Linked DNA regions of Homo sapiens: all the other regions are linked to region 1. A link is a loop called in an ENCODE intact Hi-C map of the cell type or tissue named here. Cell type or tissue: PC-9. All regions are shown on one strand.

What was found. Hi-C counts contacts between places; a loop is a spot of excess contacts. Peaks named below come from ENCODE experiments on the same cell type or tissue, not always from the same donor. Only the 100,000 strongest peaks of a DNase experiment are listed, where the experiment ranks them.
Region 2: a loop joins it to region 1, with 12 times the contacts of the local background. A loop is called at or near these places in 96 of 110 quality-filtered maps.
Region 3: it touches region 1 in a loop (9-fold over the local background); 54 of 110 quality-filtered maps call a loop at or near these places.
Region 4: a loop joins it to region 1, with 6 times the contacts of the local background. A loop is called at or near these places in 2 of 110 quality-filtered maps.
Region 5: it touches region 1 in a loop (14-fold over the local background); 97 of 110 quality-filtered maps call a loop at or near these places.
Region 6: a loop joins it to region 1, with 14 times the contacts of the local background. A loop is called at or near these places in 24 of 110 quality-filtered maps.
Region 7: it touches region 1 in a loop (7-fold over the local background); 52 of 110 quality-filtered maps call a loop at or near these places.

The regions. Positions count from the first base shown.
Region 1 is chr7:134,430,448-134,434,447 of GRCh38, forward strand. LINC03060 (long intergenic non-protein coding RNA 3060) reads right to left here and starts at 1,973. Exons shown (of 3, transcript NR_183392.1): 1 at 1,867-1,973. In PC-9, CTCF peaks have their summits at 2,370 (motif pointing right) and 2,574; DNase peaks (open chromatin) are centred at 2,064 and 2,404; H3K4me3 peaks cover 1,905 bases; H3K27ac peaks cover 1,894 bases.
Region 2 is chr7:134,604,579-134,608,578 of GRCh38, forward strand. No RefSeq gene overlaps it. Among named protein-coding and RNA genes, the nearest start is that of BPGM, 40 kb to the right of the region's middle. In PC-9, CTCF peaks have their summits at 1,937 (motif pointing left) and 2,137; a DNase peak (open chromatin) is centred at 1,613; H3K27ac peaks cover 1,981 bases.
Region 3 is chr7:134,545,902-134,549,901 of GRCh38, forward strand. AKR1B15 (aldo-keto reductase family 1 member B15) reads left to right here and starts at 3,209. Exons shown (of 12, transcript NM_001080538.3): 1 at 3,209-3,348. LOC105375520 (a long non-coding RNA gene) reads right to left here. Exons shown (of 3, transcript XR_928005.3): 3 at 1,456-4,000. RefSeq lists an enhancer at 3,220-3,279. In PC-9, CTCF peaks have their summits at 1,635 (motif pointing left) and 1,852; DNase peaks (open chromatin) are centred at 1,850, 3,160 and 3,660; H3K4me3 peaks cover 1,675 bases; H3K27ac peaks cover 3,078 bases.
Region 4 is chr7:134,684,559-134,688,558 of GRCh38, forward strand. The region is part of intron 1 of LOC124901750 (a long non-coding RNA gene); the gene reads right to left. Among named protein-coding and RNA genes, the nearest start is that of BPGM, 40 kb to the left of the region's middle. In PC-9, a CTCF peak has its summit at 2,468 (motif pointing right); a DNase peak (open chromatin) is centred at 863.
Region 5 is chr7:134,512,542-134,516,541 of GRCh38, forward strand. No RefSeq gene overlaps it. Among named protein-coding and RNA genes, the nearest start is that of AKR1B10, 13 kb to the right of the region's middle. In PC-9, CTCF peaks have their summits at 830 (motif pointing left), 1,031, 2,227 and 2,428; DNase peaks (open chromatin) are centred at 820, 2,220 and 3,490; H3K4me3 peaks cover 1,246 bases; H3K27ac peaks cover 3,537 bases.
Region 6 is chr7:134,952,888-134,956,887 of GRCh38, forward strand. All of the region lies in intron 9 of CALD1 (caldesmon 1), which reads left to right. Among named protein-coding and RNA genes, the nearest start is that of AGBL3, 32 kb to the right of the region's middle. In PC-9, CTCF peaks have their summits at 1,514 (motif pointing left) and 1,716; no DNase peak of the experiment used is centred here.
Region 7 is chr7:134,530,184-134,534,183 of GRCh38, forward strand. AKR1B10 (aldo-keto reductase family 1 member B10) reads left to right here. Exons shown (of 10, transcript NM_020299.5): 2 at 460-627; 3 at 1,725-1,841; 4 at 2,821-2,898. Among named protein-coding and RNA genes, the nearest start is that of AKR1B10, 4.6 kb to the left of the region's middle. In PC-9, no CTCF peak of the experiment used is centred here; DNase peaks (open chromatin) are centred at 2,178 and 3,348; H3K4me3 peaks cover 4,000 bases; H3K27ac peaks cover 4,000 bases.

The sequences.
Region 1 (4,000 bases):
GCTTGGATTTGCTACCAGCTCAGCCTCTTTCTAGCTGTGTGATTGGGGCACGTTTTCCTCATTTTTAAAGTGAGGACAATAATAGAACCAACCTCAGAGGGCTGTTGTAAGACAATGTCTGTCCATAGCAAGTGATACACTAGTATTCGTTATTTTATTATATGCTATAATTATTTCATTTGAAGCTGATATATTTCATATTAGTTATTTTTTTCTGGTTGGATTTTAGGAGACAATCTAGTTTTATCAGTAGCATATTTACAGATAGGGTGTTTCTATGTTGATTCTTGTAAATTACATTGGCATTTTCTTATCTAATTCTTCAGTTTCCAGAATACCTGATATTTGAGAGGGGTGGCCATATGTTCCAGTTTACTCTTGTTATGCTAGTATCACTCTATCTATACTCAAATGTCCCTGTTTGGAAGAGAAATCCTGTGGTCCTCCTATTTGGAGAAGTGCAACCCTCTTACAGGGGGTCACTGTTACATTATATGGGCTGGGTCAGGAGGTGCAAAGCTGGCATAAAATCAAGGATAGTGTGTTTTCTTTTCATCATTTTTCATGCCAGGATCCCCTTGGCAAGCTGCGGAAGCTTTTGGAGCCCTTCTAAGAAAAATGTTTTTAAGTACATAAAATTAAACACACAAGATTACCAAGGAATTCTTTAGTTTTGAAAGACTGCTATCACAATATTTTTAAAAACCAAATTTGTAATATGATAATATATAGGCTTTTTATTAACGACTAAATAACAGGTCTAGTGACAGGTTTAATAACTCTGGTAATTTCAAAGTAGTGATGCACATAGATGACATCGTGAGATATTCCTAGTAACAGTAATGGGATATAGCAAGAGCTGTGACTTTCTATTTGTGACAAAGTTACAGGCCCCACTTCTGTTCTCTATATTCACGATAGAATGTAATATTTTCCATGTCCATGTTCACAGACCTCTCGGATTCAATCCAGACCTCTTGTGGGTGCCAGTTTAAGAACTGCTGCATGGGCCATGCACGGTGGCTCACACCTGTAATCCCAGCACTTTGGGAGGCCAAGGCGGGCAGATGGCTTGAGGTCAGGAGTTCAAGACCAGCCTGGCCAACATGGCGAAACCCCATCTCTACTAAAAATACAAAAATTAGCCGGGTGTGGTGGCAGGTGCCTATAATCCCAGCTACTCAGAAGGCTGAGGCAAGAGAATCGCTTGAACCTGGGAAGCGGAGGTGGCAGTGAGCCGATATAGCGCCACTGCACTCCAGGCTGGGCGACAGAGTGAGACTCTATCTCAAAAAATAAATAAATAAGAAAAGAACTGCTGCACAAGAGTGAATGTTTGAAGCAAGCAGGAGGGAGGCGAATTGCCCAAAGATCAGGAAGAAAAGAAAGAGGCTGGGATGGTCATAGATCTGCCGAGGAGCACAAGAAGTGAAGAGGAAAAATGACACGGAAGATGCCAGAATGTGGACTGATGGAAGTAAAAGGGCAGGAATGGTCTGACAGATGTCTCTGTTGACAGAGGATACCCCACCCAGAATACAGCCCGTCAGAAACGGGAATGTTCACAGTGGCCCAGAGCGCGGACTTTGAAGCCTGACACACCTAGGCGTGAACCCCCGCCCTGCTGCGTTTATCAGCACGTATTTTGCACAAGTCATTTAACTGCTGTGTCTTAGTTTGTCTTCTGTTTAGTGGGGATAATAATACATCCCTTACAAAATTGCTTTGAGCAGCAGTCTCCAACATTTTTGGCACCGGGAACTGGTTTTGTGGAAAACAATTTTTCCACAGACCTGGCGGTGGGGAGGTGGTTTCGGGATATTATTATTACATTTTAATACATAATGAGATAATTATACAACTCACCATAATGTAGAATCAGTGGGAGCCCTGAGCTTGTTTTCCTGCAACTAGACGGTCCCATCTGGGAGTGATGGGAGACAGTGATAGGTCATCAGGCGTTAGATTCTCATAAGGAGCGCGCAGCCTAGATCCCTCGCATGCGCAGTTCACAGTAGGGTTCATGCTCCTATGAGACGCTAATGCCGCTGCTGACCCGACAGGAAGCGGAGCTCAGGCGGTAATGCGAGAGGGGAGTGGCTGTAAAAACAGATGAAGCTCTGCTCGCTCGCCCATCGCACGCCTCCTGCTGTGCGGCCCCGTTCCTAACAGGCCATGGACTGGTACCGGTCTGTGGCCCCGGGAGTTGGGGACCCCTGGCTTTGAGGATTAAATGAGACAGTGTATGTAAAGGGCTTTTTACTGCACCTATTGGATTGTACCACTTCCATCAATAGCTCTGGCAACAGTATCATTGTCGTCGCTGTTACTAGGAAGGTCCACTTCCCAGCAGTAAGCAGGGCCTCCCACCAGGGATTACCAAAAATCATTGTTGACCATTTGTGGCCAGAAGGGGGAAGCATACACCACACTATAAGCTCAGGAGGCTAAGGACGGGGAGTGGCGAGTGTGGATGGGGACTTCCTTTTGCTCACACAGGCTGAACTCGATGACCGAGGCTTCCTTCGCCCCCTTTGCTTGGCCATGGTGCTCGGAAGCCTACCGGTCCTTGCTGTAGGACCAAGCGCACCCAGACTGCCTAGGCACTGTCAGGGATGTTCTGGTGAGGAAGGCAGGCCAGGGACCCGGCAGAGACCAGCTGGTGTATATCCCATTCTAGCCAAGCAGCATTTGAATCACATACATCGAGAGGGCAGGTGCTGGGGTCAGGGAAGAATTCTACCACACAGTAGTTGGAGCTACGTACTTCCTTCAACTCTTCATGTTATCTAACTTTTCACCTGCTTTCTTTTTGGTAGGAATATCATCTGCCCTCCACACAGTCCCAGGAACGAACAGGCTTTACACATGCTGTGCCCAACTTAGAAACATCTAACCTAGAATGGCCTGTTCTGTCCTCCCTCACCCCACCATGAAGAAATTATTGCCCAGCCTGGGCCACATTGTGAGACTCTACATTAAGAAAAAAAAAAGCCAGGTATGGTTGTGCACACTTGTAGTCCCAGCTACTTGGGAAGCTTACTGGGAGGATTGCTTGAGCTGGGGAAGTTGAGGCTGCAGTGAGCCATGATCGCATCACTGCACTCAAGTCTGGGTGACAGAGCAAGACCCTGTCTCAAAAAAAAAAAAAAAAAAAAAAGAGGAAGAAGAAGAAGAAATTATTGCCGTATTTCTCCCTGTACAGAAAATTATGCAAAGTTTTTCACCTAGAGCTACCCATACACACATAGAAAGAAATCTCCTCTACTTTCGTGGCAGAAAAATAACAAGTTGTAAGGACCAAGATCTTATCGTACTATCCTTTTGCAACCCTTCTGCAGGGACATCCAAGAAATAAGATGCAACTAAATAGGATGGTAGGAACATCGTACATGAAACATCATATATAAAGCTGTTTCTAAGGGAAAATGCTACCCTCTTCCAAGAAGCTACCCCATGACTAATTTGCAAATCTGCACCTTGGGGAATAGAACAACTTCATTGATTTATTTATTTTTGAGACAAAGTCTTGTCTCCCAGGCTGGAGTGCAATGGTGCAATCTTGGCTCACGGCAATCTCCGCCTTCCGAGTTCAAGCAATTCTCCTGCCTCAGCCTCCCGAGTGGCTGGGATTACAAGTGCCCACCACCACTCCTGGCTAATTTTGTGTTTTTAATAGAGACTAGGCTTCACCATGTTGGCCAGGCTGGTTTCAAACTCCTGACCTCAGGTGATCTGCCCTCCTTGTCCTCCCAAAATGCTGAGATTACAGGCATGAGCCACCGCGCCCAGCCAAATAATCTCTTTTTATATGTCCCTTAGCATGTGCCACAACACTAGGCATTTAACTAGGACTCCAAGAATACTTATTGAATGGTACTAAAATCTGGGAAATGGACAGAGAGAGTTCAAGAGATCCCACTTGGTTTTCCATGGAATGGATTTTAAGTTTTCTTAAAGTTTTTTAAAGAATCAGAACCCTTTTCACAAATGAAATCGT
Region 2 (4,000 bases), 170 kb after region 1:
GTAATCCCAGCTACTCAGGAGGCTGAGGCAGGAGAATTGCTTGAACCAGGCGGCAGAGGTTGCAGTGAGCTGAGATCGCACCACTGCACTCCAGCCTGGGCGACAGAGCTAGACTCCGTCTTAAAAAAAAAAAATAACAAGAGAAAGACAGGAGGCTCCAGCTGAATCTTTTAGGCTGTCAGTACCTTAGTAGGGTCATTTTGAGACCAAGGTCCAGTCTACAGTTTTTGACATTTAAAAAATTATTTCTAAAAATGTATTTTTGTTAGTCCACTCAGGAATAATATCGGGGATGATCCATAATAATCTAGTCATTAAAAAACTGATAAATATAGTAGAATCTTACATAACTATTCAGAGAGATATATCCATCAAGCCGACTGAAACATATGTGCACCTGCCTGCTGGTCATATATGATCTTTTCAGTAGCCAGAAAACCTTTGAAAATGATTTGCATATCAGAAGAGTGATTATAATAAATAACTTAAGCCTGAGGCACTTACCATCTTGATTGATCCTAAGGACAGAGCACACTGCCATATGCCTGCAGCCCAGTGGGTAGATCCTCTTTTGATAGTTGTGGAGGGAGATTCTCATAAATTCTGGATGAATGATTCTTCCCTTTCAATATTCATTATCAGACATACAAGTCTTCCATCATCTCTGTATTTGGCAGTATGTGTAGTGGCTATGAGGCTTGTCTCTAGAGTAAGTATTTATCAAATGAAGGACTGAATACACAAACCACATGCCACCGGGATAGGATAAAGTCAGTTGAAGTTTAATGATGGGAGCATATTTTGCTGGAGTATAGTTTGAAAGCATTGCCTTTCCAGATAAAATTTGTAAAAGACGTCACCTCAGGCTCCTTCCTATGGTTTAGAAAACACTCCAGTTAGTAATGTTTGTAACATCTTTTGGGGGAGTAAGTTGATTCAGAGATGAGATACAGGATATCCATTTTTATTACTTTCTATTGAAGAGGGTGGAATTTCTATCTTCTCCATCCGACTGGGTACACCTACCCGGAAAGACTCTGTAGCTCCTATGCTCTTTCTACAGTAGAGAAGGGCTTCAGAGAGGACAGGATGGATGACCTCAGCCCCCCAGATAAAGGAGGATGTGAGCTCAACTGCTGCAGTTGGGGAAGCTGAAATGTGGTAAGGGATTTCAGGGAGTGGGGAAGGCTTAGAATACTTCCATGAGGAATCCCCTAAGAAGTTCATGAAGAATGAAAGTTGAACATTGAAGTCACCACTGAGGTTACATATCACATATTTAGAATTAAGTCACTGTGCAGACTTTTGTAATTTTCTGCCAAGCACCTGGCTGCCCAGAGAAAGAGAGATAAGAAGGTTGATTTTTTTTTTGTCTTTTTTCTTGTTTCCTTTTTGTGGAGAACAGGGTCTCGCTATATTGCCCAGGCAGGTCTCGAACTCCTGGGCTTAAGCTATCCTCCCGCCTCTTGTCTCCCTGAGAGCTGGGATTACAGGCGTGAGCCACCATGCCTGGCCAAGAAGTTTGATTTTATCTAGTGCTGGGAATTGCCTAAGTACAAAGGATTCCAGGAGGCCTAGTGACATTAACTGATCTTTAAATAGAAAATCGTTAAGGGTTGTTTAGCAGGAAATGTTTCAAAGCAGGGGAAAGGCTACCCATGTAGACAGATAGGAGATGATTATAGACAATTAACCTGAGAGTAACCTGTCATCTCCCCAATGGCTGAGGTCTCACCATTTCTCTGGTTTACACTTGCATGGGGCTTAAGATCTTCTTGGCCCCAGCTGACTGACCTCCCTGTATTATTTGCTATTGTTTGTTTAATTCCACTATTGTCTTACCCCTTCAAACTTCAGGCTTTCATTATAAATATTAATAATCTGACTTGGTGCCCAAGCTGGGGGACAGTCTAGTTGGGGCTCTGCTGCCACCTAGTGGTCTTTAGTCGCTTCGCATGTCTATGGTGTCTAGGCTACGAAGGGGGCAAGTGAAACCAAGAGACGGCTTGAATAGAAGCATTCAAGGGGTCTGGAGTTCACGACGAGGGTAAACAGAAAAAATTATGAGGTACCAGGAAGACAGAAGAATAATAGTTTGTAGTCTAGAAGAATTTCAGAGTTTGAGATCTTGATGATGGAGGAGTACTAGGGAGGATAATACCAAAGAAGTGGCTATGGTTGGGTGTGGCTGAAAAAGACTGAAGAAGATTAAAGTTGAAGGTCAAGGAGTTCAGGGTCAGTTTGTTGCAAGGGCCATTTACATTCTCCACTTAGAGGTGAGTGTCCCTGTGTTAGGGTCCACGTTTCGGTAATACGTATTTTTTATCTTCCACACTTCCCAATACAGTGTCAGCAAAATGTTGGTGGAATTGACTTGAGTGTTGAAGAAAAAAATCACTCACGATGATTGTAGGGGATGGAGTGATGATTATAACTTTGGACTTGCTGATCTATACTTTTAGATGAGAATGGCTTCAAATAGGCGGCTTTCTCAAGCCAGGCAGCTATTTTCACTCTTTCAGTGACTGCCCCAACGTATCTCCACTGGACAAATCTCCTCATTCCTGGTATTTTACAGTTTGTTGTGATTCCTTCTAAGGCAGGAGAATATCCTGGATGTTGCTGTGTGCTCATTGTCTGAAATGAGCACACCACATGTAGCAGTGCCCTTCTTACCTTTCCTGCCATTGATTCTCCATGTGAACTTTCTGTAAGCAAGATGTTCATCCAGGAGTTCTCCAAAGCCTACCTTCTTTTCACTCCTTTCTGAGTTTGTAAAAAATTTTGGGAGTCAGTTACTCTACTTTCCCATACTACTTCAGGAAATTTGGAATTCCTGCACATCTGTTTCCTGGGTAAGTTGGCTCTTGATTGCACTGTTTTCAGTCAGCTGGGTCTTTGGCCAACCCAGAGTATTCCTTTGTTAATTCCCACAAGCTAGAGGATTTCTAGAGATTTTTTTTCATTCCTTATTCTGTGGACTCTTTATTTCTTCTCACCCTAAATCATCTGCTTGCCTCACCCCTGCCCCACTCTGATTTAACTCCCATGTGGCTCATTAGCTCCAAGCCAGTTTGCAGCGACTCCCAGGCTCTCAGCTGCCTGAAGGATTGGCTGCCATAATGGACACTTTGATGACTATTCTGGTTGTCTCTTGATTCTTAGGACATCTTTGTAGGCCAGCCTATCTATAAGATGACTTCCTTCTTTGTCAGCTATAATAATGGATATTGATTTTTTCCTAATTTTTCATTATAGGAATTTTGAACATATAGAAAGTTAGAGGGAATAGTGTATTGAATGTAGTGTACATATCACTCAGCTTTAGTATCATTTACGGACAATATTATTTCATCTGTACTTTTTTACTTCCCTGATTATTTTGAAACAAATCCTAAACATCATATCCTTTTATCTGTCAATGACAGTGCATAGCTTTAAAAAATAAGAACACTTATTGTGTCTCACCTAAAAATTAGCAAAATTTAGCAAACAAATTTCCAAAGTCATTCAGACTAGAATAATAGTGGTTGAGAGTAGCTCTTCTTGTTTAGAAAAATTTTAGTTTCAGCCTGAGCAAAAACCAAAAAATCACAATTAAGCTTTACCACTGCTAAGCCATTAAATTCTTGTTGATAGGGCAATTCAGGATATTCAGCTTCTATTTTTGACAAAAAAATCATAGAACTGCAGATGTTTACACCACAAAAGTGAATAAGGTCCATTTTGGACATGACCTGTTCAATAACATATGATAGAATCAAACATGTTATGCAAAGTACCTACTGATGAATGATTACAGGTTTTAACATCTTACTTTTTCACAAGCTTTTAAATGAGTCCATGTAACCCTTTGTCTGCTTCACACAAATTTTTACCACCGTGTAGCACATCTTAGCAGATTCTACTTCAGATTATACTGAATTAGAAATTTTACCAACTTCTTTGAAAATATTATTCTCACTTGTAGTTATTCCATACAGACTATTCATAGAACCTA
Region 3 (4,000 bases), 120 kb after region 1:
GAGTTCTGTTAATTATTGTATTCCCCGCCTCAATAATATCTGGTGAATAAATAGATAGATGGAATGGATGGAACAATGGATGGACGAATGGATGGGTGGAGGGACGGAGGCATGGATGGATGGTTGGAAACATGGAAAGAAGGAAGGATGGATAGAAAGACAAATGGAAGGAGGGATGGGTGGAAGGATACATGGATTGGGGATGGATGAATGATGGATGGATGGATGGATGGATGGATGGATGAATGATGGATGGATGGATGGATGGATGGATGTGTGGGATATGATGAGGTTTCTCTTCAGATAACCTGATCAATCTTTTATTCTTTAATTCATAGTAATCCCTCCACCTTTTTTCCTTTTTCTCCTTTTTTCTCTTTTTTCCTTTGTTACATGCCCAGGCATGCCACAGTACCAGGTGGTATCTGTACCTGCTCACATTCCTTTCCTTATTTGGAAAGAGGACTAACTTTTTAGCTCATTACAGACACCCCTTCCCCTTTATTCTCTGCCTTTTTTACGTGCCCACCTTATCTAAAAAAAATCCAATGTTTAGCCAACCAGGATTAGTTTAGATTGTACGACCTGACCCTGGCCAATGGAGAAAGGGTACAGGGGCAGTACTTGTGTCAGGAGTAAAGGCTCTCGTGCCCCTTTTTCAGGTGTGCTCTCATGGCGACTGGACAAGGAGGCACCTCTCTGCGCAGAAGTAAAATTGCTTTGCTAAGAATCCTTTGTTCAAGTGTTCAATTTCCTTAAGATTTTGAGCGTTATTCCTAACAGTTCTGGAGCCCAACTTTGGGGCTCGAATCTTCTCCTTTGGGAAGGGGGCCTTCGGTCACCCCACCCGGAGGGGACGCATCCTACTGTCTAGTTACCGTGCCCCTAGGTTGAGGGAGATCAGGGCCCCCCCCCCGCTTTGTGACAAATAAGTCTGGATCTCAGCAAAGCGGGGAGGAGAAGCTTGCAAGACCGCAACAATAAGAGGACCAGGAAATTCTTGTGCATGGAATAAGGTAGGAGACTTGGCGAAGGTGACAAAGTATTTCCCAGGTGGTTGGGATAAGCTGGAGGCTGACAGTGTATGAATGGGACTTAGTATGGTGGTTATGTGGAGTGAGTGAGTCTTCTCTATGGCCTCATGCTGCCATCTGTCAACTAGAGTCAGGAACAGACAGAGTAGACAAAGAGGAAGGGGGAGGGTAGAAATCCAAACAGGTTGGGTTGGAGCCTTTCCCCAAAGCCTCAGTAAGCCTCCAGGAAGGGGGAGGGTAGAAATCTCACAGGAGGGGTTGGGCCTCCTCCCCATAATCCCTAAGATGGGGAACGTTTCAAGTAAGACAGGAAAACTAAAGAGTCTAGAGAGTGATGAATTTCCTTCTGATAGCCCCTTGGGGCTTATGCTAAAGTATTGAAAAAATAATAAGAGAACCAAGTATAAACAAAAACAGCAGATGATAGAATATTGTTGTTTTATTTAAGTTCGAGAACCCATCCTTAAGCCCTCACTTTTCTGGCCAAAATTTAAGTCTAATGAAGAGCGAATTTGTCAGCTGTTAATCAAATATGTTAACAGTAAGAGCCCTGTGTCCCAGGAAAAATCGATTACGCCCTCTGCTGGCGGCAGGGACCAGTTCTCCTTTACCCTTTAGACTCTGGAGGGAGAAAATCAGAAACCAACCTTTCTAAAAAGGAAAGAGTTCCCATGCCTAGACAACCCATACCTACCAAGACATGGGATCCTCTAAATCACCTTCCTTCCTTCAGCGCCCCCAATCCTGCCCCTTTGGTTCCCCTCTCAGGTCCCTCCGGCTGTGGTTTCAGGTTACTCCCCAGCTGTTTCAGGCCACGCCCCAGCCTGTGCTGTCCCTTCAGCTGAGGTTTCAAGTTACTCCCCAGCCGCTTCAGGCCACAACCCACCAAGTTAAAACTATATTAAATCAAAACGCAAGGAGGGAGATTACCAACTCAAAAATTTTAAAATATGAGGCTATCTTTCTGGGAAAAAGGTGATTTAATATTAAGTACTAATAATTCACTTTATTCAGCAGGCTCTTTAACGGGGGATCCAAACGTAAAACGAGAGAGCACGCGTGTTTAAATCGAATTAATTACCATACGAAAGTTCAACCAGACTTAGGAAAAACTCCCTTCAAGACAGGGTGGCACTTATTCATAGATGGAACCTCCCAGGTGATTAAAAGAAAGAGACATAATAGGTATTCAGTGATTAATGGAAAGACTGTTAAAAAAGTAAAATCAGGAAGGGGGTCTAATAATTGGTCTGTCCAAGGGTGTGAACTGTTTGCACTCAGCCAAGCTTTAGGACATTTACAAAACCAAGAAAATCTATCTATACTGACTCTAAGTATCCCTCTGGGGAGGCACACACATTTGGGAAAATTTGGATGGAGAGGGCTCTTATCAATAGTAGAGGCCAAGATTTAGTTCATAGAGAACTGATGCTCGTGTCCTCAACAATCTCCAATTGCCAGAAGAGATAGCTATTGTACATGTCCCAGGGCACCAAAACGACTCGCCTTTCACAAGTCCAGGAAATAATCTTGCAGATCAAATTGTGATACCCTATCTTGTTTTATCCTGATTGACTCTTTCTTAGCTGAGAGAGTCAATAGCTTGGGAGACTCAATTGAGAGTCAATATCGAGAGAGTCAATAGCTGAGAGAGTCTTAGCTTGGTTTCTTCGCTTGCAGCCCCTTGTCCCCCTCCTTAAGGACATAACTGGTGCAAGCTGACTCCAAGCACATCCAAGAATGCGCTTATTGATAAGATACTGAGGCAAGCTGTACCAGCAGCTCCTGGGAGCACACTTGGTTGGTGGTATCCAAAGCCCCTGCTTTTATCACTTTGGGATACTTTAAGCCCCTGCACCTGGAACTGTTTATTTTCCTGTAACTGTTTCTGTAACCATTTATCTTTTAATTTTTTCCTGTTCTGCTTCTGTAAAAAATTGCTTCAGCTAGACTCCCCCTCCCCTCTTTAGGCCAAGGTATAAAAAGAACTCTAGCCTCTTCTTCCGGACCGAGAGAATTTCAAGCTCTAGCTCTTTCTCAGTCGCCAGCAATAAAGGACTCCTGAATTAGTCTCAGAGTGTGGCATTCTCTCTATGACTTGCTCGGTTACGACATTTGGAAGCCCCAGAGAGATTCGCCACCGGGTGAAGACCTGACTCATTCCGGGCTTCCCCAGACAGACAGCTGGCTTACAGGGCCACCTGAAGACGTTCCAGGGCTCCACAGGCCACTGTCTTCTGGAGGGGAACGGATCGACTGCCGGTGCGCCCAGCCAAATTCAACTCCTGAGTCCTCAGTCTCTAGTCCCGGGAAGGTAAGTCAGATCTGACTCTGTCTCTCTGGGAGGGAAACGGCCCTGACGAAGGTCCTCCCTCAGACTCTGTCCATGCTCCAGGACACTGGAGGACAGAGTCCTGGTTTCTGTCAGGATTCTCTGTTAAGTCTAGTCTCTCTCTCTCTCTATCTCTTCTCCCTCTCTCATTCAGGTCTCCGGGAGATCTCTGTTTTAGAATGGGTATAAAAATTGTAATAAACTCTGAGTGAGTGAGTGAGTGAGTGAATGTGGAGTTCAAGGGCTTGCGCTTGAATTTCCAGTTTGTAGCTCCAGGGTGAAAGCTAGGGAATTCGAGAAGGCCCTCACCTGTGGTTCCGTGGTGACCTCATAAGGCTTAGGGCGGCATCAGGCATAGCTCGATCCAAGCCAGGGGTTTATACCAGCCTGCCAATGCCAAGAGGAGCCTAAGTCCCCGAAAGGGGAGCAGCCAGGAGGGCATCTGACTGATCCCATCACGGGACCCCCTCCCCTTGTCTGTCTATAAAAATTGCCATGCTTGTTTATATACCCCAGTGCCTATTGTCCTGTTTAGTGTCTGTCTAAATTTCATATGTCGGATCGTCGATACTGCCCAAAATGACTGGGCAAGGACTTCTTCAAGGTCCTTAGTACAGATTTTCTATCCCAGGAG
Region 4 (4,000 bases), 250 kb after region 1:
CAGAAACCTTATTTAACCATATGAAAATATTTTCTTTATGTCATTATAAGTTTCTTTCTTTCTTTTTTTTTTTTTTTTTTTTGAGACGGAGTTTCGCTGTTTCTCCCAGGCTGGAAGTGCAGTAGTGCGATCTTGGCTCACTGCAGCCTCTACCTCCTGGGTTCAAGTGACCCTCCTGCCTCAGCTCCCGAGTAACTGGAATTACAGGCGCACCACACCATGCCTGGCTAATCTTTTGTATTTTTAGTAGAGACGGGGTTTCACCATGTTGCCCAGGCTGGTCTCGAACTCATGGACTCAAGTGATCCGCCCGCCTTGGCCTCCCAAAGTGCTGGGATTACAGGTGTGAGCTACCACGCCCAGCTATAAGCTTCTTCCTATAAAATTTTTTATTTTTTACCTTTTAAACTTTCTTGTTAAAAGCTAAGACACAAATACCACATTAGCCCAGGCCTACACAGGATCAGGATCATCAGTGTCACTGTCTTCCGCCTCCACATCTTGTCCCACTGGAGGGTCTTCAGGGGCACTAACATGCATGGAGCTGTCATCTCCCATGTTAACAATGCCTTCTTCTAGAATACTACCTGAAGGATTTGCCTGAGGCTGTCTTACAGTTAACTAATATTTTTAATAAATAGAAGGAGTATATTCTAAAACGATAAGAAAAAGTATAGTATAGTAAATACAAAAAACACTATCATTTATTATCATTTTCAGGTATTACATACTGTACATCCTTGTATGTGCTATACTTTTGTATGACTGGCAGTGCAGTAGGTTTGTTTACACCAGCATCACCACAAACACATGAGTAATGGCTCATGCTAGGACCTTAGGATGGCTATAAGTCACTGCACAACAGGAATTTTTCAGCCCCATTATAATCTTACATCGTATATGCAGTCCGCTGTTGACCAAAACAGCACATGACTGAGGCACATGACTGTACAGTAAATGTCATAGCTGATGAATTGAGGAAATGATTTGTAATGTTGTATTATTCTACTATCATCTCAGCATTTCTGTAGGTTTGAAATTTTTTTAAAAAACTAGAAAAAATAAAGTGACAGAGGAAAAAATTGGTAAGTTTAACAATGTTGTGTTTAGTATAGTCATTAAAACATGTCTTATTCAGAGTGAGGTGCCTGGTTTTTTTGACTTTTTATTCTTGAAACCTCAGTCTTTGTTAAGTAAGAGAAAGATAAGAGAAAGCCTTCTTCTTTTCTTCTTTTTTTTTTCTGTCTTTTGAGACAGGGTCTTGCTTTGTCGCCCAGGCTGGAGTGCAATGGTGTGATCTTGGTTCACTGCGACCTCTGCCCCCCCAGGTTCAAGCAATTCTTGTGCCTCAGCCTCCCGAGTAGCTGGGATTACAGGTGCCCGCCACCATGCTTGGCTAATCTTTGTATTTTTATTAGAGATGGAGTTTCACCATGTTGACCAGGCTGGTCTCAAACTCCTGACCTCAAGTGATTCGCCCGCCTCAGCCTCCCAAAGTGCTGGGATTACAGGCATGAGCCACCACACCTGGCCCAAGAGAAAGACTTCTTAAGTCTGTATTATCTTGTCAAGAAACAAATTGTATACTTATTTTATTTCTATTATCTTTGAGGCTACAGCTTGCATCAGACCAGCAATGAGCTTGTGTGCTGAAACAACAAATCTGAAACACGATTATGACTGCCATCACCTTGCAGTTAACCAATAGTAATGGAATTCCTTTCTGGATCACGAGGTCAAGAGTTCAAGACTAGCCTGACCAACATGGTGAGACCCTGTCTCTACTAAAAATACAAAAATTAGCTGGGCGTGGTGGCACGTGCCTGTAATCCCAGCTACTCAGGAGGCTGAGGCAGGAGAATCACTTGAACCCGGGAGATGGAGGTTGCAGTGAGCCAAGATCACGCCACTGAACTCCTGTCTGGGCAACAGAGTGAAACTCCATCACAAAAAAAAAAAAAAAAAAAAAATTCTCGTGAACTTAACCCTAACCACACAGTATTGAAGAGGGAATGTCTGCCCAACCACACTGCTTTGTATCTGCCTGAGAGGAAAATTCTCTGGATGTCGTGTTGAACTGGATGGGGAATCAGACAGAGCTGGAGTTTGTATTAGTCAGATTAATTGCATAAAATCTACCCTTAGTGGGAAGACTCTTAGGAGTAATTGAACCTAGACCTTGACATATGTAACCTCTGAAGCAGAGGGGCAAAGGCCAACACATAGCTCTGCAACACAATTGAGGCTATGTAATCCATCCCGACACTCATTCTGTAGAATACTCATTAGAATTCTCCAGACCTAAGGCCGCTGGCCATAGGTTAGCTAGTCAGTATTTTTATCTCTGAGGATGCCTGCTAGGATCCTGGGATTGGATTGCAGGGAATGTTACTTGTAGCTGGAATTCCAGGTACTCTCCCAGGAGTCTTGGTATTTTATATCGTTTTTAAAATCTTTGTTTCTGTACGTAGACACTGGGGGTCAGTATTTATTCATAAATGCCTCTGGATATTTATGACAAAAGATTGTTTCTAAAGAGGCTTGGAATTCCTTCCTCGGTGCGACTTCTTTCCCTGATTATTAACTATAGAGTTTACCCTATGTAACCATAAAATGTAAATATAAACATCATAGATGTCCATGGATCAGAATATGGGAAAGGGGCAGGCAGTTTTCCATCTAAAATACGAATGAATACCAAGTACTCGTTTGTTTCTAGACACTTGTTTGGCAATGTTGGTCCCACCAGTGCACCCAGATGTCTAGCCAGCATCTTGACAATCACCCTTGACTTTTCTTCTTCTGATGGTTATGAAGTCCTGCTGATTCCGTCACCTCTTACCTTGCAAATTCATCCCCTCTCCATCCCCACTGTTCTGCCTTGAGTTAAGCCCTCATCTTTTCTCTTTCAACATTTCAGCAGCCTTCTAGCTGATCCCCTTGCTTCCGCTTTTACTCTCCTCTAGTCCTCTCCAGACAGTCGTCAGGGTAATTCTTCAGACCTTCAGAGGTCCAGCACCCCTCCTAGGCTCTGCCTTTGCACCCGCTGTCCCCTTGGCCTTGAACTACCCTCCATCACCCACCCCACCTTGCCCTCTTTTCATTGCCTGCCTAATATCTGCTCATCTTTCAGGGTTCGTAACAGTCTCCTGTGGAGCCCTGTGATCGACTCTTGCTGGATCTGGCTTGTTCACTTGTCTGTTCGCTTCACTGGCAGGAGAACTGAATGGATTTAAGTCTGGGTGCCAGCCAAAGTCATGCAAACTTAAACTCCAGAATTCCCTAGAATTATCCACTTGGGGGGCCAAACTGCCCACTGTTTTAGATTTGTTCTTTAAAATATTTCTCGCAGCTGGGTTTTTGTTTTCTTTTTTTCTTCCTATTTTTTTTTTTCTTTTGGAGACAGAGTTTCACACTTGTCGCCCAGACTGGAGTGCAATGGCACAATGGCACGATCTCAGGTAACGGCACCCTCCACCTCCCAGGTTCAAGTGATTCTCCTGCCTCAGCCTCCCAAGTAACTGGGGTTACAGGCACGCACCACCATGCCCAGCTAATTTTTTGTATTTTTAGTAGAGACAGGGTTTCACCATGTCGGCCAGGCTGGTCTCGAACTCCTGACCTCAGGTGATCCACCCGCCTCGGCCTCCCAAAGTGCTGGGATTACAGGTGTAAACCACTGTGCCTGGCCTAAAATATTTCTCCTGGCTGGCATTTGATCTGACCTGTCTGTTCTCTGCGGCTGTCTTCCTACCATGCCAATACATGGAAGCAGAGGTGGAAATCCTACCACTGCCGGACAGGAAGGCAGGTGAGGCTAAGTAGCCTGTCAGCACCGAGCCCTTCTCCATAGGCAGCTGCTATAATGGTACAGAAACAGGTTACTTATGGAGTTGCAACCTGTTTTTAACCTGTAATTATAGAGTTAAATATAACCATATAAACATCTTGAAAATAAGTGGGAAAGATTCCCTAATGTTCCCATCCTAAGAACTATTTT
Region 5 (4,000 bases), 82 kb after region 1:
GGAAATTCTGGTTTCTATGATTCACTTCAGGGGAGAATGAGGGGCAAGAGACAGGAGGGTAGGAGAAGATCTTGCTTCTGAGCCTGCTTTCAGGGCCTTCCAATTTCCTTTTTTTCAAAGTGCTAAACTTGAGATACAGTTTTCTGAGCCCCAACAATCTTTTTTCGGTGTATCACCCCAATGTTCCCTTGCTCAGCTGTCATGTGAAGACAAATATAGCCAGGTGGTTAAAAAAAAAAACACACTATGAGGTCCCTAATCACCTGAAGAAGAAATCTCAGGTCTGCCCACCTAAGGCCACACGAAGTGCTTCCCTCTTGTGAAGGCTGAAATCAGCAGGAATCTTCCCCTGTGGGGAGTGAGGTTGGCACAGGGAACAGGGTAAGTTTCTAGGCAGCATGTGTAGGTAGGGAAGGGGTGCTGACATCGCGGCCTCTCAAACATCAACATGAACAGGTATCACATGGGAATCTTGTGAAAATGTAGAGTCTGACTCAGAGGGTCTGGGGTGGGATCCGAAATTCTGCTTTTCTGTCAAGCTCCTAGGTGATGCCAATGCTGCCAGTCCTCTAAACATACTTTGAGAAGCCAAAGAGGGACATGGAATGGGAAATGATGAGGATTCAAAGACAAAGTTTTCCTTCATTGGGAAATTGCCTTGGTCCACCTCTGGACCTGGGCTTGAGTTCCAGATTGTGTTCTAAATGGACTTTAATTTTTTATGCCTATGTAGACTTGGTTAAACCTTGTTGCCTTTCTCTAGAAAGCATTTTCTCAGGGCAAGTTTTGTGACTTTCCTGGAAAGCCCAGGACATAGGTATGTGCTACCCTCTGCTGGTTAAAGTCTGACATGTACACAATCTGCCGCGGCCCCAGGCTTGATTTTGGATGGGGTTTCCCGATCACACCTGAAATTGTCAAGGCAGTTCCAGGCCAGGAAAGGGATTAGATTGACTCCTTCAATCTTCTAGGTTTGCTCTGTAACAAACCTTTATTTTGGTTTTTGTAGTTGTTGTTTTGTTTTTTTGTTTTGACATGGAGTATCGCTCTGTTGCCCAGGCTGGAGGGCAGTGGCGAGATCTTCGCTCACTGCAACCTCTGCCTCCCCAGTTCAAGCAATTTTCCCTGCCTCAGCTTCCTGAGTAGCTGGGATTACAGGCACCCGCCACGACACCCAGCTAATTTTTGTATTTTTAGTAGAGACGGGGTTTCACCATGTTGGCCAGGCTGGTCTCGAACTCCTGACCTCAAGTGATCCGCCTGCCTCGGCCTCCCAGAAGTGCTGGCGTTACAGGAGTGAGCCACCATACCCAGCCTTGTAACAAACCTTTAGATACACACATTTTCTGAGCTTCACCACAGTGGCGAGAACTTGCTTCTATTGCAAGTAATGGGTCTAGGGTGGATGGATCTAACGCAAATATCTAACACATCTTCAAACGATGTGTTAGAACTGTTAGGGCACTTGCAATCATCTAGTATTGGGTGTTTCAGAAATACTTCGAAGGTTTTTTTTGCCAAAGAGAAAATAAATAATATGTAGGCGGAAAAAGCATTTCACATTATTCTAGTATGCCACCCCTTTTCTCTACTGAGAACCACCACAGTATCATTTTTACACATGAAGAAACTGAGGCTCAAAGTGGCTAATGAATAGGTCACATTGATAGCAGAAAAGCTGGCACTAGGACCTAAGTCCTGGCACATGCTGCCTCCCTGGGATTCCCAGGTCATGTCCAATGCTGCCTCACTCTGTGTGAGATGGTGATGACACTCCTTCAAGACCAGGATGGGTGACTCTCCAGAGCTTTACCACCCTCTCCTGCCCAGTAAGTCAGCTTGGCAAAAGTAGCTTCTTTGGTCAGAAGGAGAAGAAAGAGGTGACAGCAGGGAAGACTACACCAATTATTTTTAATAGAAGTTCTGTAGGAGTAGACCCAACCGTGGTTCTTTCCAGCCCTAGTTTGACAAGGATGATGTTGGTAGTGACCCCCAAGAGACCCTAGAACTGGGAATTTAAGCCCCAGGAGTCTTCTTTTAGAGATCACTATGGAAGATAGGGATAAATGAGATGGTGGGTAGTGCCACCCCCATCCCCTTTGTAAATAATAAAACAATATCCTTCCAGTTTCCGTCTTAAAACAGAGAGGGACTCCAGCTGTGATCTGAATACAGCAGGTTTCTTTACGTAACCCAGTTAGTAGAAATTCATCATCAGACCACTAGGGGGAGTGTGGACTGATTATGGGGAAAAGCGCCAAGAAGAAAGCAAAAAACAACGTGGCTACAAGTAGCCACCAGGAAAAGAGGGTGGAGAGTGATAGATAGATAGATAGACAGATAGATGATAGATAGGTAGGTAGATAGATAGATAGATAGATAGATAGATAGATAGATAGATAGATAGATTTGTGGGGAAAAATCTAAGTGGACAATTCTGCTGTCTGTTCTTTACTGCCTGCTGTCCTCTGAAACAATTTTAAATCTTCAACACCTTCCCTTCAAGTTCAGCTGAGGATCACTTTGCATATTTCAAGACGTCAGACGCATCGTGAAAATAGACAAGTGCCACCTAGTTGTCCTACTGTCAATTCCACCACCTCCCTCCATCCTCTGCTGTTGTATACTCAAATGAAGGTTTCTTCCTGTTACAGAAGGAGGCATGACTGTGGTCCTACCCAGGACTTTCTAAGGGATGGGAGAGCAAGAAGAGTTTCGGTGCATCTATTCTCAGATGCTCACGGAGTCTGAGCTGGTGCCTTTTATACCCTGCTGGTCATACAGACATATTCTTGCCATACAATCAGCCCCAGTGCCAGACTTCTCTGTGTGTGTCGGGGCGGGGGGTGGGGGGATGTGTCGTGTCCATGCCAGGTGCAAGTCATGCATCTCATCTGGGAGTTACATTTCTGATTTCAGTTAGACAGTTCAGGTGATTTCAAGGCCTGCCAGAATGAACCCTAACAGCACAATCCACCCTAGACCCATGGTCAGCCTTTTTACGACAAAACAATTACTCTTAGTTTGACAGCAATGTCAAACTCTGCCTCTCTCCTCCACTTTATAAGGACCCATGTGATTACATCGGGCCCACCAGAATAATCCAGGATAATCCCCTCGTCTCAAAGTCAGCAGATTGGCAGGCTTAATTCCATCTGCAACCTTAATTCTCCTTTGCCATGTAACCTAATATATTCACAGGTGCCAGGGATTAGGGCATGAACATCTTTGTGGGGGGCATTATTTTGCCTACCACACCCTGTGTTATTTCTCATAAGAGTATAAACTTGAGGCTATATCTCTGTTATGTCTGGAGTGCACAGGATTCAAAATGTTTGGAGTACACAGTCAAACTCCTTTCCTCTGGGTATATGGCTTTAACAAATATTGCTTCCCAAGGAAAGAGGCTCTACAACAGGGCCCATCTATTCCCCATGGGAAACGCTCTAATGCTTTTCCAAATTTGTCCAATCACCATGAGTCACACTATAAAAAGAATGGTCAGCACTGAGTCATGGTGCTTAAGCCGTGGAAGAACATGTCGGTAGGTTGCTTTCTCTAATTAAACATTTTCATTGACTGGGTGGCTTATAAGTCTTCTGTGAGTATGTAACTTGAAATTCTGCTGTGAGATGCCCTGGTCATTGTGTTGGGGATATCTCAGACTCCATTTGAATTAAGACATCTAATAACCCAGCTGTGCTGGCATGCAGGCTCATTCCCATTTCCAGGTTTGGGCATGTCATCTTAGTAGCTGCTATAATTGTCAGTCCTGTACTGTCATGCCAGGTAACTTGTCATCTTTGTCCCTCATCCTGAAATAGGATGCTTCTAGTTTTTCTATTTATGTTAGGTCTTTTTCTTCAACATGTCTTTCCTTATTAAAAATGAATTCTGCCTGGTCAACGATTTCTAGCCCAGTTTCCAATCTTCCTAAAGCTCTCTTACTTTGGGTGGGCTGATGCTGTTTGAGCCACCAGACACATTGTTGCCATTGAGT
Region 6 (4,000 bases), 520 kb after region 1:
GAGGGATTATACATTTAATATCTGATTATTTATGAAATACTTAATGCATGCTATGTCCTATGAGGGAAAGAACAAAGCAAGGTGGCTGCCCTGATGGCTCTAATGACTGCCTCAAAGAAACAATTCAAGAATTACAAAAGTGAGCAGAGCAAAATGAGTAGAGAAAGGCCTTGTGGAGTAGGCAAGCTTTATTTATAAACTCTGAAATTTGAATTTTATGTAATTTTATTGTGCTTTTCTAATGTCATGAAATATTATTCTTCTTTTGATTTTTTTTTAACCGTTTAACAGTGTGAAAACCATTCTCAAGGCCAGGTGCGGTGGCTCACACCTGTAATGCCAGCACGTTGGGAGGCTGAGGCAGGTGTATCACCTGAGGTCAGGAGTTTGAAACCAACCTGGCCAACATGGTGAAACCTCGTCTCTACTAAAAATACAAAAATTAGCCAGGCAAAGTGGCAGGTGCCTGTAATCCCTACTCAGGAGCCTGAGACAGGAGAATCACTTGAACCTGGGAGGCAGAGGTTAGCTGGGCGCAGTGGCGCATGCCTGTAATCCCAGCTACTTGAGAGGCTGAGGCAGAAGAACTGCTTGAACCTGGGAGGCAGCAACAAAAGCAAAACTCCGTCTCAAAAAAAAAAAAAGAAAAGAAAAAGAAAACCATGTTCTCTCTTTCTACCTTCTTTAAAATCCCACCCAAGCCTTCCTTGAACAGTCTTGGTAACATGAAGAAAATAGTAGTCATCTAGACTTCCAAATTCTACTGTGGTTTTTTTTTTTTGTTTTTTTTTTTCAGGAGAAACTACAACCTACCCTACCCTCCTCTAATTATTTCTTCTCTACCAAATTTCTCAACGTACCTATTTCTCTGGTCTTTCCCTCAGCCAGATGCTGGCTTCCCATTTCATCTAGTACCCCCAGGAAGCCATTTATCTACTCCCTCTGATGGAGAGGCATTTGTCTGCAATTGATTAAAGTAGATGTATAAAAAAGGTCTAGGTTATTTTAAATTTCTATGTAAGAGAGACACATATTCAGGGGCAGACAGTCTATGCTTCCCTCCATGTATGTGCCTTGAAGAACTTGCTGTGACTCTGATTTTCAAGCTCAATTTCATATTCTACAATGTAATTGGGATAGCTATTGATACCCTTGGCCCTGCAACTTTTATAAGTGGTCACAAGTTAGCATTGTAGAATACCAATGGGAGGAAAAATATTTGCTATTTGACATCAAAATACTACCAACTACTGTATTTTTAAAAAATATCTCATGATTTCTATTCCTTGTTTGGGAAAGTCTGTACCTAGTTTTTCATCATTAAATTATGTTAGCAGTGACTGATTTTCATATGCAATAAAGAATAGATTTTAAGTAAATTAAATTCAAAGATTTTTTAATTTCTATTGCCTTTATTGGTTGGGGCAGGGTGTGGAGTAACGAGAGCACCAATTTTCTAAAACGAATGGTGTGCTTTTATTCCAAGTTTTATCGAGACAATACTGCCACCTCTTGGTCTTCAGAAGAACCAATTTCCCTTGTTAAATTCCTTAAACAGAACATTTAATATACAAATTCAGTACAAATTGTTTAGAGCCACTAAGTTAGGATATTTTCTAGCAGGAGTGCATCAGTAAACGGACAGTGCATCCTGACAAAATGTGCGAAATGCAATGATGAAGTCAGGCTATGTTAGCTATGATAGAAGCAAAAGGAGGAGTAGGAATCTGAGAATCTCGGTGATTTGAATAAATGCCATGGCCAAGGTTAGAAAGATGATCCCTGAGTCATAAAGATGCTGCAGGTGGGACAAAGAACAGTTCTCACCTCCGCTATCCCCTTCTGCAGTGCCTCTATCCTCCCACCACACTGAATTTTTCTTTATCCCCAGTCTCACCACGCTGCGTGCCTTGTGGCTCTCCAAATCTTTGTACATGTGCTTGCTTTGCCAGAAATGCCCTTTCCTGGCTAAGCCATGCACTTCCTTCCTCACTTTCATAAACTCATTTCTGAAACCATGTAAACCAGAAACTACTAATCTCAGCTCAAATATCAACACTACTGAAAAGCCTTCTCCACCTCCCCCAGATAGTTACTTCTTATACACACAGCATTTTTTTCTTTAATATTGTACCTACTGTTAATTTTTAAATATTTTATTTTATATACTTTACTAGTCTTCCCTACTAAATTCTGTGTTCCTTAAAGAATAAGACCTTGTCAGTCAGGCACAGTGGTTCACACCTGTAATCCCAGCACTTTGGGAGTCCAAGGTGGGCGAATCATGAGGTCAAGAGATCGAGGCCATCCTGGCCAACATGGTGAAATCCCATCTCTACTGAAAATACAAAAATTAGCTGGGCATGGTGGCGCGCATCTGTAGTCCCAGCTACTCGACGCTGAGGCAGAAGAATCACTTGAACCCGGGAGGTGGAGATTGCAGTGAGCCGAGATTCCACCACTGCACTCCATCCTGGCAACAGAGTGAGACTCTGTCTCAAAAAAGAAAAAGAAAAAGACCTTGTCTATCTTAGCTTGCTTAGGTTGCCATAACAAAATACCATAGACTGGATGGATTAAACAATAGAAATGTATTTCTCACAGTCCTGGAGGCTGGAAGTCCAAAATCAAGGTGCAAGCAGATTCAGTTTCTGGTGAGAGCCCTCTTCATGGCTTGCAGATGGCTGCCTTCTTACTGTGTCTTCACATGGAGGAAAGAGAGCAAGTGAGCTCTCTAGTGTGTCTTCCTGTAGGGATAACAATCCTGTAGGATCAGGGTTCCACCGCTCTGATCTCATTTAACCTTAATTACTTCCTTAGAGGCCCCATTTCCAAGTACAATCACATTGGGGGTTAGGGCCTCAACACATGCATTTTAGGGGGACACAGTTCGATCAATAGCACTATTTTATTTATTAGTATTCAATTTTATATAGAAGGTACTGAGTATATTATTTATTGGCTAATTGTTTGGCTGACAGGCTGGCAGGGATAAAAATAGGATAGATGGATGGATAGATGGATGGATGGATGGACGGACGGACGGATGGGTAATATTTATTAAAAGTGCCAGTGCATTGCATAGTTCTAAACTGTTTCACCTTACTCACCTGGGAATTTTTTCTACAGAAATATACTTCTAAGTTTATAATTAAAATCAGAAAAATAAGAGTTACTTTACAGATGTTTTATATATCCCATAAAGTCAGCACTACTTATAGTACTTTTTTGCATAGTTTTTTAAGTAAGAGTTTGCTTTTGTCTTTGTAGGAAATCATCAGAAAGAATGAAATGCTCTTACTAGTATCTATAAAACTGTTATTCAACTGATATTAGAGAGGAAGCATGTTTTCAAAAAAAAAAAACTCTGTGGTATTTATTAATTGCTCATGAATCCCAGACCAGTCTGGGTCAGAAAGAACCCCTCACATCTTGGAGAATTGTGTGTATCCCCTCAAAATTCATATGTTGAAATCCTAATCTGCAATATGATGGTATTAGGAGGTGGGATCTTTGGAAGACAATTAGGTCATGAGGGTGGAGGCCCCCTTAATGGGATTAGTGCCCTTGTAAGAAGAGACACAGAACCTTATTTGCTCCCTCTCTATTCTGCACTATATGAGGACACAGCAGGAAGGTGGCCATCTGCAAACCATGAAGAGAGGTCTCACCAGACCCCAACCATGCTGGCAACCTAATCTTAGACTTCCCAGTCTCCGGAACTGTGAGAAATGTTTGTTGTTTTAAGGCACCCAGTCTATGGTAATTTCTCACATTAACCAAGACTCACTGAGACAAGGGGCCACTCAAACATACTAGCCTAGGGCAACTAAAATCCAGTAGATTTCTTGACTGTCCTGAACAGGGAAGAAAATGGAACTTTTCAGCGTGCATGTGCTTTGGCACATGCAGTCATAAGCAAAGAAGGTATTTGCTCATGGTATTGATAGGTGATGGGTGGTAGAGGATATTTCTAGCCTGGAGTTGGGTGTGGCATGGA
Region 7 (4,000 bases), 100 kb after region 1:
TTGGGGTTATTTAGAGTCAAGCTTTCATCTGGGTCTTCAGAAAGTTGTAGTGGAGCGGTCTGCACCCCCACACACCTGAAGACATTTCAGGACTAACCTGGATGAAAAGGGAACTGACTTTTAGCTAGGATAGGACATAAGGACATAATCATAAAATAATTCACTTTCCTTCTTTTCTTTTGAAAAGTTTTGTAAAGTGTGTATCCTCCCAGAGATCCCCTGGCAAAGGAGACCCCAGTGAGGCCTTGGTTTGGAGAAACTGGGCCTTGTGGGGCAGCCTGTTGAAGGTGGCCTGGGGATAAGAGAATATGATGGTTGCTGAGAGTGGTGTAATTCCAGCTACTCGGGAGGTGGGAGGGTTGCTTGAACCTGGGAGTGTGAGGCCAGCCTGGGCAACACGGCAGGGCCCCATCTCTTAAAAAAAACACATATGTGATGAGCTTTTCTTTTGCCTTTCAGTCTCCTCTTGGCAAAGTGAAAGAAGCAGTGAAGGTGGCCATTGATGCAGGATATCGGCACATTGACTGTGCCTATGTCTATCAGAATGAACATGAAGTGGGGGAAGCCATCCAAGAGAAGATCCAAGAGAAGGCTGTGAAGCGGGAGGACCTGTTCATCGTCAGCAAGGTGCAATGGTGCATTTGGTGGGAGGCCTTCACTTCAAGGCAGGCAGAAGTATCTGGGTCGGGTTGGCAGCAAGAACTCTGTCAGCCTTTTCTACATGTACCCCTTTTCATCTCTGCCTTGATAACATCCGTGAATACAACACTATCCATACTCCAAGCCATTATTGATATTTGAACATGTCGTGGCTGCCCCACCTGCCTGTAGGTTGGTTTTCCCATAGTGGGCTTGGTTCCATGGAACCCTGCACTGCCCTGGGCCTCCCTGTTCCCCATCAGAGGGATCTACCATCTGCCCAGAGGCAATCAGAGGCCAAGGGTGCAGGCGGGTCTTGATCTGAAGCCTCCCTTTCAGCACTGTGATCTCAGTGACTGTGCCCCTGAGACTCTCAGCCAGGGGGAATTTTAGAAAATGGTAGGGGCATTTTTCTATTGTCACATATGAATTTCTTTATTCATTCTAGTAAAAGGTGAGGGATACAATGTTATAAAAAAGAAGAAGATGTTGGGTGTGAGAGGGCTGAGAATCACTGGATCTATATTATACATAACTTGCTGAAAAAAAATAACACTAGTTCTAGGTACTTGGAAAATGCATACATCTGGTAGGACAAATAGACCTCACTGTGTAGCAGCCAAGTCTGGATAAAGCCTTTGTAAAATTATCACTTGGGGCCTTATAGGCTTGATAAGGGACCTATCAGATAGGTCAGATAAAGGACCATCTGCTCCCAAAGGCCTAAGAATGCTTGACATTTAAAAGCTACACACAATTCCTGCTCTCAGAGAGCCTACAGCTGAGGAAGAGACTGAGACAGGTAAACAAATTTCAAATCTGTGGCCACATTTACTTCAATGATCTGAGACACGTATAGAGTACTAGGACAGTTGAAAAAGTCAATTGCTTTTAACACTTAAGACATGTCATTGAGGTGCTGAGCCCTGGTGATGTTCCACACTGTGTCGTGGATCTTAATCAGCTTTGTTACAAATGGCTTGTGGTGGGTTAGATGAGGATGCAAATCAAAAAGCAGGGACAATGAGTACAATGTGGCCCTTCCTTTTCCCAGTATTAATAGCTCATTGCTACACTCTTTGCAGTTGTGGCCCACTTTCTTTGAGAGACCCCTTGTGAGGAAAGCCTTTGAGAAGACCCTCAAGGACCTGAAGCTGAGCTATCTGGACGTCTATCTTATTCACTGGCCACAGGGATTCAAGGTTTAAGACACTCTCTTTCTCAGCCTCTAGTTTCTGAGCAGGTGCCAGAAAATAGTAGCTGCACCAGGGCTGTGGGGTGGTGTGGACTGGGGCAGGAGGCCTTGCATTTCATAATTGGGAATGGCAGGTGGTCAGGAAGAGACCTTGGAGAAGAAACACACTGGCCTGGAAGGGAGGTTGAGGCCATGTGTGCTGCTGAGGTGGCCACATGCCTGGGTTTTCTTGCAGTTATGTCTGAGAGAAGACATGATTTCTGGCAGCCCAGACAAGTTGCAACTGCCATATCACCTTTGTCTTGATTCCACGCCCCAGGGTTGCCCTCCCAGGAAATCTCTTGGGTTACTCTTGCATAACTATATTCCAGGGCATAATTATCTTATTAAGCAAAGTACACCTGGGAGTGGCATCTTGGAGAAAAGCCCAAGTATGGTGATGCTGGAAGGAAGCCAGTAGTGATCCAGGCACCCATTGCCTGGGGCTCTGCTCTTACCTGCTCCTGAGGGGTGGGAGAGACAAATTTCCAGCTCTCTCCCCTCCTGACCAACTGGAGTGATGATGGCCTGCCACCCCTAATTCCACGCCTCTTCTAGAGGCTGCAAGGATAGAAGTTGGCCAATATCTTCTCCAGAAAACCACAGCTTGGATATCTAATCCTTATCCAGTAATATTGAAATGAAAGTTTGCCCTTGGTTGTATATGGGATCTAGGTGTATGAGGTTAATGTCCATGGTGATAATGAACTTCTGGAATGTACTAGCAGCAAATCTTAAAGTCAAGCCAGTCGTTTCTAAAATATTAGTATGCTACAGTAGATACAGAGATTTTAATTAAACTCACATTCCTAAAGTATGTACTCCAGAACTTGAAAAAGTGGTATGCAGATGTGGTATTTAGCAAGAGTCAGGATCCTGAAACCTTGTTGAACAGAACCAAGTGTCCTGATGCAGATTCCAGTAAACTTTTCATTCTGTGTTCACAGTCTGGGGATGACCTTTTCCCCAAAGATGATAAAGGTAATGCCATCGGTGGAAAAGCAACGTTCTTGGATGCCTGGGAGGTAGGTTCCCAGCTTCCTCTAAGTGTGCTGGGAGAGAAATCTTCAGTTATCCATGAGATTCGCATGGATATGAATGAGGCCATGTGCCTGATGCTTTCTAATTTCATCATTGTGATTTTCTAGCTCTTCTAATATCTTCCTCATCACCTTTGGCTTTTGGGTACATCTGATACTATTTATATTTCAAGGCTAATAGTCTTCAAATAAGACTGGAAATACAATGTACCCCACTTTGGGGAATACACATGCTGTTCTCAAACCAGGGCGAGGCATTTGGAACAGGAGGTTTGGGCCTGGGTGTGCTCATAGCAGCTGAGTAACCTAGGGTCAGTTTTGTAACTCATGTAGGGCTCAGTTTTCTCTTCTTAAAAAGAAGTTGTATAATACATACTACCAATATATATCTTCCAGTGTGTGATAAAGATTAAGATGGTTTACATGCCAGGAACATTAGTCATAAAGCCCATTTAACCCTAGGAGACAGGGTTAACATCCCCATTTATAAATAATGACATTTGAAACCTAGATTGTTTGATGACTTGCCCAGGTCTTGTCACAATGTGTGTGGCAGAGCTGGGATTAGACCCAGACTCATCTGAATCACAAGTCCAACCACCAAAGCCATCAGCATGGTGCTTGGCAGGCAGTGAAGACACATCCAGAAATCAGGGAGCCTGAGTGCTCTGCTTCTCAGATCTAACCATGACCTGTTTCACGTCATTCACATTCAAAATGAATGAAGGGATGAACATTTTCTCTGGTCATTTTTTATTATTTATACCCTTTTGCAAATGCTAGTAGAGAATGAAGTGGAGGAATAAGTTATAAATGAACAGTGGCTTATGACTCCAAGAGTTAATCGTGTTATTTTGGTAGCTGTCTGTGTAGGTGTGCATGTAGTTGCGAGTTTGTATTGTGTTTTACAAGCAAAAATATATTATGTTTCAACTTTCTGAAATGCTTATAATTGACATGATTCAATGAAATGTAGCTTTTTCTGTGTATTGTTTGTTCAAAAGCATTAATCCACAAGCACAGCTTTTTGTTGTTTTTATTGTCTTAGACACTCTCACTCTGTCACCCAGGCTGGAGTGCAGTGGCA